Linked DNA regions of Homo sapiens: region 1 is linked to region 2. A link is a contact called in ENCODE Hi-C or POLR2A ChIA-PET data. All regions are on one chromosome and are shown on one strand. The core of a region is the stretch at or near the end of the contact, and the rest is flanking DNA. Distances in the headings are between cores, read along the strand shown.

What was found. A loop is a pair of places that touch in the nucleus more often than their neighbours do. ChIA-PET counts read pairs that join two places held with the same protein, here RNA polymerase II (POLR2A). Pooled maps may share reads with other maps.
Region 1: POLR2A ChIA-PET joins it to region 2 with 15 read pairs in H1. The contact joins the enhancer-like site here to the promoter of PGD in region 2. A Hi-C loop is called at or near these places in 1 of 50 pooled maps. POLR2A ChIA-PET finds 5 or more read pairs at or near these places in 9 of 52 experiments (AG04450, BJ, Caco-2 and 6 more).

What each region holds. Positions count from the first base shown.
Region 1 is chr1:10,457,204-10,461,619 of GRCh38, forward strand. DFFA (DNA fragmentation factor subunit alpha) reads right to left here. Exons shown (of 6, transcript NM_004401.3): 6 at 1-4,416. The coding sequence ends at 4,287. Among named protein-coding and RNA genes, the nearest start is that of CORT, 9.4 kb to the left of the region's middle. Within about 2 kb of position 2,073, at least 4 of the 41 ENCODE cell types and tissues checked have a DNase peak (open chromatin) inside an H3K27ac peak, as active enhancers do.
Region 2 is chr1:10,397,309-10,401,588 of GRCh38, forward strand. PGD (phosphogluconate dehydrogenase) reads left to right here and starts at 1,756. Exons shown (of 13, transcript NM_002631.4): 1 at 1,756-1,817; 2 at 2,321-2,396; 3 at 3,085-3,264. The coding sequence starts at 1,810. RefSeq lists an enhancer at 1,144-1,453 and silencers at 1,934-2,253, 2,346-2,522.

The sequences.
Region 1 (4,416 bases), core at 823-3,322, 60 kb after region 2:
GATCACAGCTCATTGTAGCCTCGAACTCCTGGGCTCAAGTGATCCTTCTGCCTTAGCCTCCCGAGTATCTAGGATTACAGGCATGTACCACTACACCCGGCTAATTTTTATTTTTTACATTTTTGTAGAGATGGGGTCTTGCTATGTTCCCCAGGTCGGTCTGTCGGTCATGTGGTACTTCATTTAGGCCAGGCGTGGTGGCTCACCACCTATACTCCCAGCACTTTGGGAGGCCAAGGCAGGTGGATCACTTGAGGTCAGGAGTTTGAGACCAGTCTAGCCAACATGGTGAAACCCTGTGTCTACTAAAAATACCAAAAAAAACTTAGCCGGGTGTGGTGGCGGGCACCTGTAATCCCAGCTACTCTGGAGGCTGAGGCAAGAGAATCGCCTGAACCTGGGAGATGGAGGTTGCAGTGAGCAGAGATTGTGCCACTACACTCCAGCCTGGGCAACAGAGCAAAGCCTCAAACAAAACGAAAACGAAACAAAACAAATATAGTACTTCATTTAACCCTTTCAAGCTTGGAGCCTTAGACTAACTGAGAGGTTAGACTCAAGCCGGTTTGTCTCACTCCCAAATCCACAGGACATTTTCCATTATCCACCCAGTTCAGCCGCTTGGTGGGCTTGCTTCAAGTACAGAATATTAACACTAACGCCCAGACGAGTCAACGAACGCTCTGTGTGTCTAACAGAAATAAAATATTCTGGCTGGGTGTGGTGGCTCATGCCTGTAATCCCAAAATTCTGGGAAGCTGATGTGGGAGGATTGCTTGAGGCCTGGAGTTTGAGACCAGCCTGGGTAACATGGTGAGTTTTAATGTACCCTGGATTTCCTAGGAATGTAGCTACTCTGTAAATCAAGGACAGACACGTTTACTGTTCTGGGAAATCCCATTTCCAAGGGCAACGCTGCTGACGGTGTTTGAGCTGACAATCCCCGTGCCCCATGTGCCAATCAGCCTCTGTCGGATGCACAGCGATTCCGTGTGTAAGTGCAAGCATCTGACAGTGAAACACACACCACTTTGTTGGAAATTATTTTCCTTTTTGCCCTGAAACAGTACATCTGGGGCATTATATTAATGCTTCTGTATGAGTGTAGGTAGCTTATCAGCGGTGGCTTCTATTAAAGGATAATTAAGGAGGCATTACAAAATAAGCTATAAAAAAGGAAATGTTGGGGTGAGAGCCAATGGAGGGCATTAGTAAAAGGATGCTGAGTAGAAGATCTAAGCCCTTCTTGAATCACAGGAAAAGGAAACAGTTGTTTTTGTTCTATTTAATTGTTTTCTGTACCCCCATCTTTACCCTAGGACTTATTGTGATTTTCTTTTTTTTTTTTTTTTAAAGACAGAGTCTCATTCTGTCACCCAGGCTGGAGCCCAGTGGCAGGATCTCAGCTCAGTGCAATCTCCACCTCCTGGGTTCAAGCGATTCTCATGTCTCAGCCTCCTGAGTAGCTGGGATTACAGGTGCCCACCATCACGCCTGGCTAATTTTTGTATTTTTAGTAGACTGGGTTTTGTCACGTTGGCCAGGCTGGTCTCAAACTCCTGACCTCAGGTGATCCATCTGCCTTGGCCTCCCAAAGTGCTGGGACTGCAGGTGTGAGCCACTGCGCCCGGCCTATTGTGACATATTGTGATATTTCTTTCTTTTTTGTGTGACAGTGTCTCACTCTGTTGCAGGCTGGAGTACAGTGGCACAATTTCGGCTCACCTCCACCTCCACTTCCTGGGTTCAAGCAATTCTCATGCCTCAGCCTCCCAAGTAACTGGGACTACAGGCGTGTACCACTACACCCGGCTAATTTTTTATAATTTCAGTAGAGACGGGGTTTCACCATGTTGGCTAGGCTGGTCTCGAACTCCTGACCTCAGGTGATCCGCCCACCTTGGCCTCCCAAAATGCTGGGATTACAGGTGTGAGCCACTGCGCCCGGCCTATTGTGATATTTCTTTACTTAATAACTAGCAGATGAATCTCTTAACAGTATTCTGTTTTCCTCTAAGCATGCATAAAAAGTGGTCAAATAAGTCCATGATGACTCATCACCTTTTCCCTGCAAGGAGTGTACTGTAGATTACCAAACCTGCAGAAGCCGTCTGTGTGGAGACAGGAGGAGGACAAACCAGGCTTGCTCTGCTTCACACCCAGAGACCTGGAGCCACAGCATGTGGAAATTGCTTTCATGACCTTTTATACCCCCTGCTGATAAAGCAATTAGAAAACTGAAGAGTTTCACGGTGGTGAGATAGAATTTCACAATACTGAGTGAGATATTAGCAATGGACTCTCCGTATGTCCCTATGGTCTACAAGCTTAATATGTATCTTTAAACAAACACATAAAAAAATTCATTAACTGGAGAAACAAGATTGTGGCCATAGTCAACACTCTATAATGTCACCATCTTCACCACTATCTCTGCTTAAAATTCTGCCGTACTATCTTCAGAATAAGGATAATGAATTGGAAATACGACCATTTCTTTTCATTGCCCTTGATGGTTACCTTTTTAAAAAAAAAAAAAAAAAAGTAGGGTCTTACTCTATCATCCAGGCTGGAGTATGGTGGCATGATCAGCCTTGAGCTCCTGGGCTCAAGTGATACTCTCGCCTTAGCCTCCAGAGTAGCTAGGATTATAGGTCAGTGCCACCATGCCTGGCTAACTTAAATTTTTTTTTTGTAGAGACAGGGTCTTGCTATGTTGCCTAAGCTGACAATTACTTTATTTAAAAGCTTTTTTTTCTGGCCAGGGGTGGTGGCTCACACCTGTAATCCCAGCACTTTGGGAGGCTGAGGTGGGTGGATCACCTGAGGTCAGGAGTTTGAGACCAGCCTGGCCAATGTGACAAAACCCTGTCTCTACTAAAAATACAAAAATTAGCCGGGCATGGTGGCACGTGCCTGTAATCCCAGCTGCTCAGGAGGCTGAAACAGGAGAATCGCTTGAACCTGGGAGGTGGGGGTTGCAGTGAGCCGAGAATGTGCCACTGCACTCCAGACTAGGTGACAGAGTGAGACTCTGTCTCAAAAAAACAAAACAAAACTTTTTTTTTTTCTTGAGATACGGAGTCTAGCTCTGTCACCCAGGCTGGAGTGCAGTGGTGCGCTCTCAGCTCACTGCAACCTCTGCCTACCGAGTAGCTGGGATTACAGGCACCCGCCATCATGCCCAGCTAATTTTTGTATTTTTAGTAGAGACGGGGTTTCACCATATTGGCCAGGTTGGTCTTGAACTCCTGACCTCATGTGATCCGCCTGCATCGGCCTCCAAAGTGCTGGGATCAAAGGTGTGAGCCACTGTCGTGCCTGTCCTTTTTTTTTTTTTTTTTGAGACAGAGTGTCACTCTGTCACCCAGGCTGGAGTACAGTGGCATAATCTCGGCTCACTGCAACTTCTGCCTCCCCGGTTCAAGCAATTCTCCTGCCTCAGCCTCCCGAGTAGCTGGGACTACAGGCTCCTGCCACCACGCCCAGCTAGTTTTTTGTACTTTTAGTAAAAACACGTTTCACTGTGTTAGCCAGGATGGTCTCGATCTCCTGACCTCGTGATCCACCCGCCTCGGCCTCCCAAAGTGCTGGGATTACAAGCGTGAGCCAACACGCTCGGCCTGGCTTTTTTTTTTTTTAACATGTTCCATATGGGGCAGGGCTAAATGTTAGGCAGTGCGCCCATAGTCACTGCCAATTACTTTTTTTTTTTTTTTTTTTGAGACGGAGTCTCGCTCTGTTGCCCAGGCTGGAGTGCAGTGGCGCAATCTCAGCTCACTGCAAGCTCTGCCTCCCAGGTTCATGCCATTCTCCTGCCTCAGCCTCCCAAGTAGCTGGGATTACAGGCGCCCGCCACCATGGCTGGCTAATTTTTTTTGTATTTTTAGTAGAGACAGGGTTTCACCATGTTAGCCAGGATGGTCTCGATCTCCTGACTTCACGATCCGCCCCCCTCGGCCTCCCAGTGCTGGGATTACAGGCGTGAGCCACTGCGCCTGGCCAATCACTGCCAATTACTTTTGAACAGAGAACATCATATGTAATTAGAGGAGGCGGGATATTGTTGGTGCAGCTATATCATTCAAAATTGGCAGAAGTCCTGAAGCTGGTGGGGCTAAAAAAAAAATTGGTGGAACGGCGTATGTTGAGACCTGGAATAGCTTCTCTGGAAGGTGCTCTAAGGCAGGGGGTAGAGTAGTACATAGGTAGTCAAATGATGAGGCTGAGGGTGTCTACCAATAACACAACGCCACAGAGCTTCCTTGGCACACTTCCCGCTGCTGCTATGTGGGATCCTGTCTGGCTCGCTTAGGATTCTGCAGGTCACCAGGTGGTGAGGCCTTGCTTGCTGAGATGCTCCGGAGAGAATGCAAGCTCTGCGTCTGCTGCAGGCGCAGGGCGAGCTCCCGCTCA
Region 2 (4,280 bases), core at 506-3,005:
ATAAGTGGATTATGGTGATGGCTACACAACAGTATAAATTAAAGGTCATCCAAATGTGTACTTACAATGTTTGAATTGTATGACATGTAAATTATCTCATTAAATCTGTATTTTAAAAAAAGAACTGTGCTGTGAAGTTTGACATATTTTAAAGTAGGATGTCTTAGCCGGGCATGGTGTTGCATGCCTGTAGTCCTAGCTACTCAGGAAGTTGAGGCTAGAAGATTGCTCGACCTCAGGAGTTCAAGGCTGCAGTAAGCTATGGTCATGCCACTGCACTCCAGCCTGGGCAACAGAGCAAAGACCTGGTCTTTATAAAAATTAAAAACCGGCCGGGCACAGTGGCTCACACCTCTAATCCCAGAACTTTGGGAGGCTGAGGTGGGTGGATCACTTGAGGTTAGGAGTTCGAGACCAGCCTGGCCAACATGGTGAAACCCTGTCTCTACTAAAAATAAAAACATTAGCTGGGCATGGTGGCACACACCTGTAGTCCCAGCTACTTGGGAGGCTGAGGCAGGAGAATCGCTTGAACCTGGGAGGTGGAGGTTGCAGTGAGCCCAGATCGCGCCACTGCCCTCCAGCCTGGAGACACAGCCAGACTCCATCTCAACAATGACATCAAAAAAAGGCCGGGCACGGTGGCTCACGCCGGTAATCTCAGCACTTTGGGAGGCCAAGGCGGGCGGATCACGAGGTCAGGAGTTTGAGACCAGCCTGGCCAAGATGGTGAAACCCCATCTCTACTAAAAATACAAAAATTAGCTGGGCGTGGTGGCGGGCGCCTGTAATCCCAGCTACTTGGGAGGCTGAGGCAGGAAAATTGCTTGAACCCGGGAGGCGGAAGGTGCAGTGAGCTGAGATCACACCACTGCATTCCAGCCCGGGCGACAGTGCGAGACTCCGTCTCAAAAAAAACAAAAAAAATCTAAAACTCAAACTTCTGAATAACAATTTCCTCCTAGCAAGAAGGGACTCAGTAAGATAAGAAGCGCTGCTTGGCTACTTTGCAAATGTCTGGCTTAAGATGGCTGGTTTTTTGTATCTGCCTCTGCATTTAACCTGGTCCATCTCGCGGGTCACATAGCCTCTACAAAATGAGAAGGGGTTCAATACCGTTAACTCCGGGCCTGGGTAAAAGACTCAAGTCCTGACCCCATCATACTCCAACCAATACATACCCCGCCTGCGCTGTCTGCGCCTGGGTCTCTTCAACCGCAGTGAGCGGTCGCACGGCTCCACATCAGGGTCGCCCTGAGGCTCAGCCTTCCCCGGCCCCATTCCGAGTGCGCACAGGACTGAACGAGCACGCCCGGTCCCTGCTCCGGAGCGGAGGACACGACGCGGACCCGCACGGTGCACCGCAGTGACCTGAGGAAGGAGCGACGGGCGCTCGCGCCAAAGGCGTCCGAGTGCCTGGTAAACTGTAAAGCGCGGTCCTGCGTGAGTTGCTATGGCTACAGCTGCGCCAGGCGGACGGCCTGCAGGACCGAGGTGCAGCTGGGACGAGCGGAAAGCTCTGCGCGTGGGCGGGGAGCCCGGAGCCTCGCCGGGGCAATGTCATCTAGGTGCTCGGCGCTCCACTGATCCGGCCCCCGGGGGTGGGCGGGCACGTTTGCCTCGGATGGTCTAACAGGCGTCGGGGAGAGCCAATGGTGTGGCTTCATGGCTCCACCCCCTTCCATTCGATTGGCCGGCGCCGAAAAGCCGGGCGTGAGCGGCCGCAGTTTCTGGAGGGAGCCGCTGCGGGTCTTTCCCTCACTCGTCCTCCGCGCGTCGCCGCTCTTCGGTTCTGCTCTGTCCGCCGCCATGGCCCAGTGAGTGACTCGCCAGGGGCAGCCCGGCTCGGCCTCAGCGGGCGGGGAACTCTTTGGGGGTCGAGATCTCCCTCGTTCTCTCCGACGCCTCCCACCCTGGGGGTCGCCTGAGCTCACTTGGGGCTCTGTGACCCTGGCCCTACGGCGTCTCGGGCCCAGAGCTCCTTCCCTGCGGGCCCGGCCCCCTGCCCTCTCGGCCGCGCAGGCATGGGGCGGGGCGGGTCCCTTCGAGGGCCAGGGAGGAGGCGCGGCCAGGCCTCGCCGAGTCTGCAGGGACACCTGCGGGACGCGTGCCAGCGGGAGCCGGGCGCGAGGGCGGGGCTGGGGGCCGCCTGCCCGGCCGAGGCTCTGCAGCGTGCGCGCCCGGCTTCTGGGGGCCCGCGGGAGGCGCGGAGGAAAGTGCAGACTCCCAGTCACGGCCAAATGTGGAAGGACCGGACCCCTGGGTTGCAGCGCGTCGAGCGGTGCTGACTCTTTCCTTTGTTCTGTTTCTGCCTCTCTAGAGCTGACATCGCGCTGATCGGATTGGCCGTCATGGGCCAGAACTTAATTCTGAACATGAATGACCACGGCTTTGTGGTAAGCGGCGTGGGCGCGTTGTCTTCTCTCTGGTTCCCGGGCGCTTTAGCCGAGGCCGGCGATAGGTTTGGGAGCTTACGGGTCTCCTGGCCGTGCTTTGCTAATGTGCTCTGTTGCTGCTCGTGGCATTTTTGTATGGAAAGGAGAAGCACCCTGTAGGCGTGGGCGGGCCGATCCCGAACTTAGTCCTGCGGAGTGTGCCTGTGGGTCCGTGAGGTTCACAGCCCGAATGAACGAATTAGTGTCTTAAGTAGAGAAGAAGGGTGCGGGAGGAGAACCCTTGCTGGCTGTGTAGAGCTCTAACTTGATTGCCTGATGAGATCTGGGGAGAGTGAAAATGTTTCTTCTAAATGTTAAAGTGGCTTAGACGCCAGGATGATCAATAACAACAGATAGAGCCTGTTGAACCGGCCAGTTCCTGGATTTGATTTTGAGTCCTAACACGTTGGGTGTGGATTCTACCTGACACACCGGGGGTAGTTGGCCTTCGCCTCGGTTGTCCGCCGTTTTCATCCTACTGAGGTGACATAACTTTACAGTGAGCCTCCCACAGCTGGGGGAAGAAAAGGCAAAGGCAGGTCTGACCTCCCCAGAACTTGGGTTGAATGGAAAGGTCATTGTTACTTTGGCCACAGTCTGAAAGTCTTGTGTGTCCTGGATCTCCTACTCAGGACTTTTGTCCTTCTAGGTCTGTGCTTTTAATAGGACTGTCTCCAAAGTTGATGATTTCTTGGCCAATGAGGCAAAGGGAACCAAAGTGGTGGGTGCCCAGTCCCTGAAAGAGATGGTCTCCAAGCTGAAGAAGCCCCGGCGGATCATCCTCCTGGTGAAGGCTGGGCAAGCTGTGGATGATTTCATCGAGAAATTGGTGAGGCCAGCTGTGCTCTCAGCTGCTACCACGATAGCAGCTGTTTTTGGTTTCTTCCTTTAGTTCTCCTTCTTTTAACTCTAGAGATTTTTTTTTTTCAATTTCTGCTAAGCTCTGACCAAATGATTGCTTAACTGTTGCAGTGTTGGTTAACTTGATAAGCGCTTATGAAGTAACTTTGTCCTTTGGTGGTAGTAATTCTGAGAATACTAACAGACATTTCAATAAACATTAAGGCGGGGCACAGTGGCTCAGGCCTGTAATCCCAGCACTTTTTGGGAGGCTGGTTCAGATGGATCGTTTGAGCCCAGGAGTTCGAGACCAGCCTGGGCAACATGGCGAAACCCTGTCTCTACATAAAATTAAAAAATTAGCTGGGTATGGTGGTGTAAGCTTATGGTCCCAGCTACAAGCTTATGGTCCCAGGTTCGAGACCAGCCTGGCCAACATGGTGAAACCCCGTCTCTACTAAAAATATAAAAATTAGCTGGGCTTTGTGGCTCATGCCTGTAATCCCAGTTACTCGGGAGGCTGAGGAATGAGAATCACTTGAACCTGGGAGGTGGAGGTTACAGTGACCTGAGATTGTGCCACTCCAGTTTGGCGACAGAGCGAGACTCCGTCTCAAAAAAAAAATGAAAATAAAATCAAGATCTCCTTAGGGAATCCTAGGGAACTGGATGCTTATTTTTGTACCAAACAATTTGTTGGCTTTAGCAGGTATATCTTTTTTGGAAGAAAAAAGTAGGGGAACCAGTGGAAATAATGTGTTTAGATACCCAAAATAATTCTATAGTAACAACTCTGAAAAAACCCAGGCACTCCCATTTAGAAGAAATGTTTTGCTGTAAGCAGTGCAGTGATAGCTCAGGGGAGGCTGAGCATTCCTTTCTAGAGGAGTCGTGTCAACAGTGGGGTTGTTTCCACAGGGAGAAGGATTTGTAACCAGTATGCCACTGTTTTTCAATCAAATGACCTAGAAAGGAAGAACACTGAGTTTAAAAAAAGGACATACT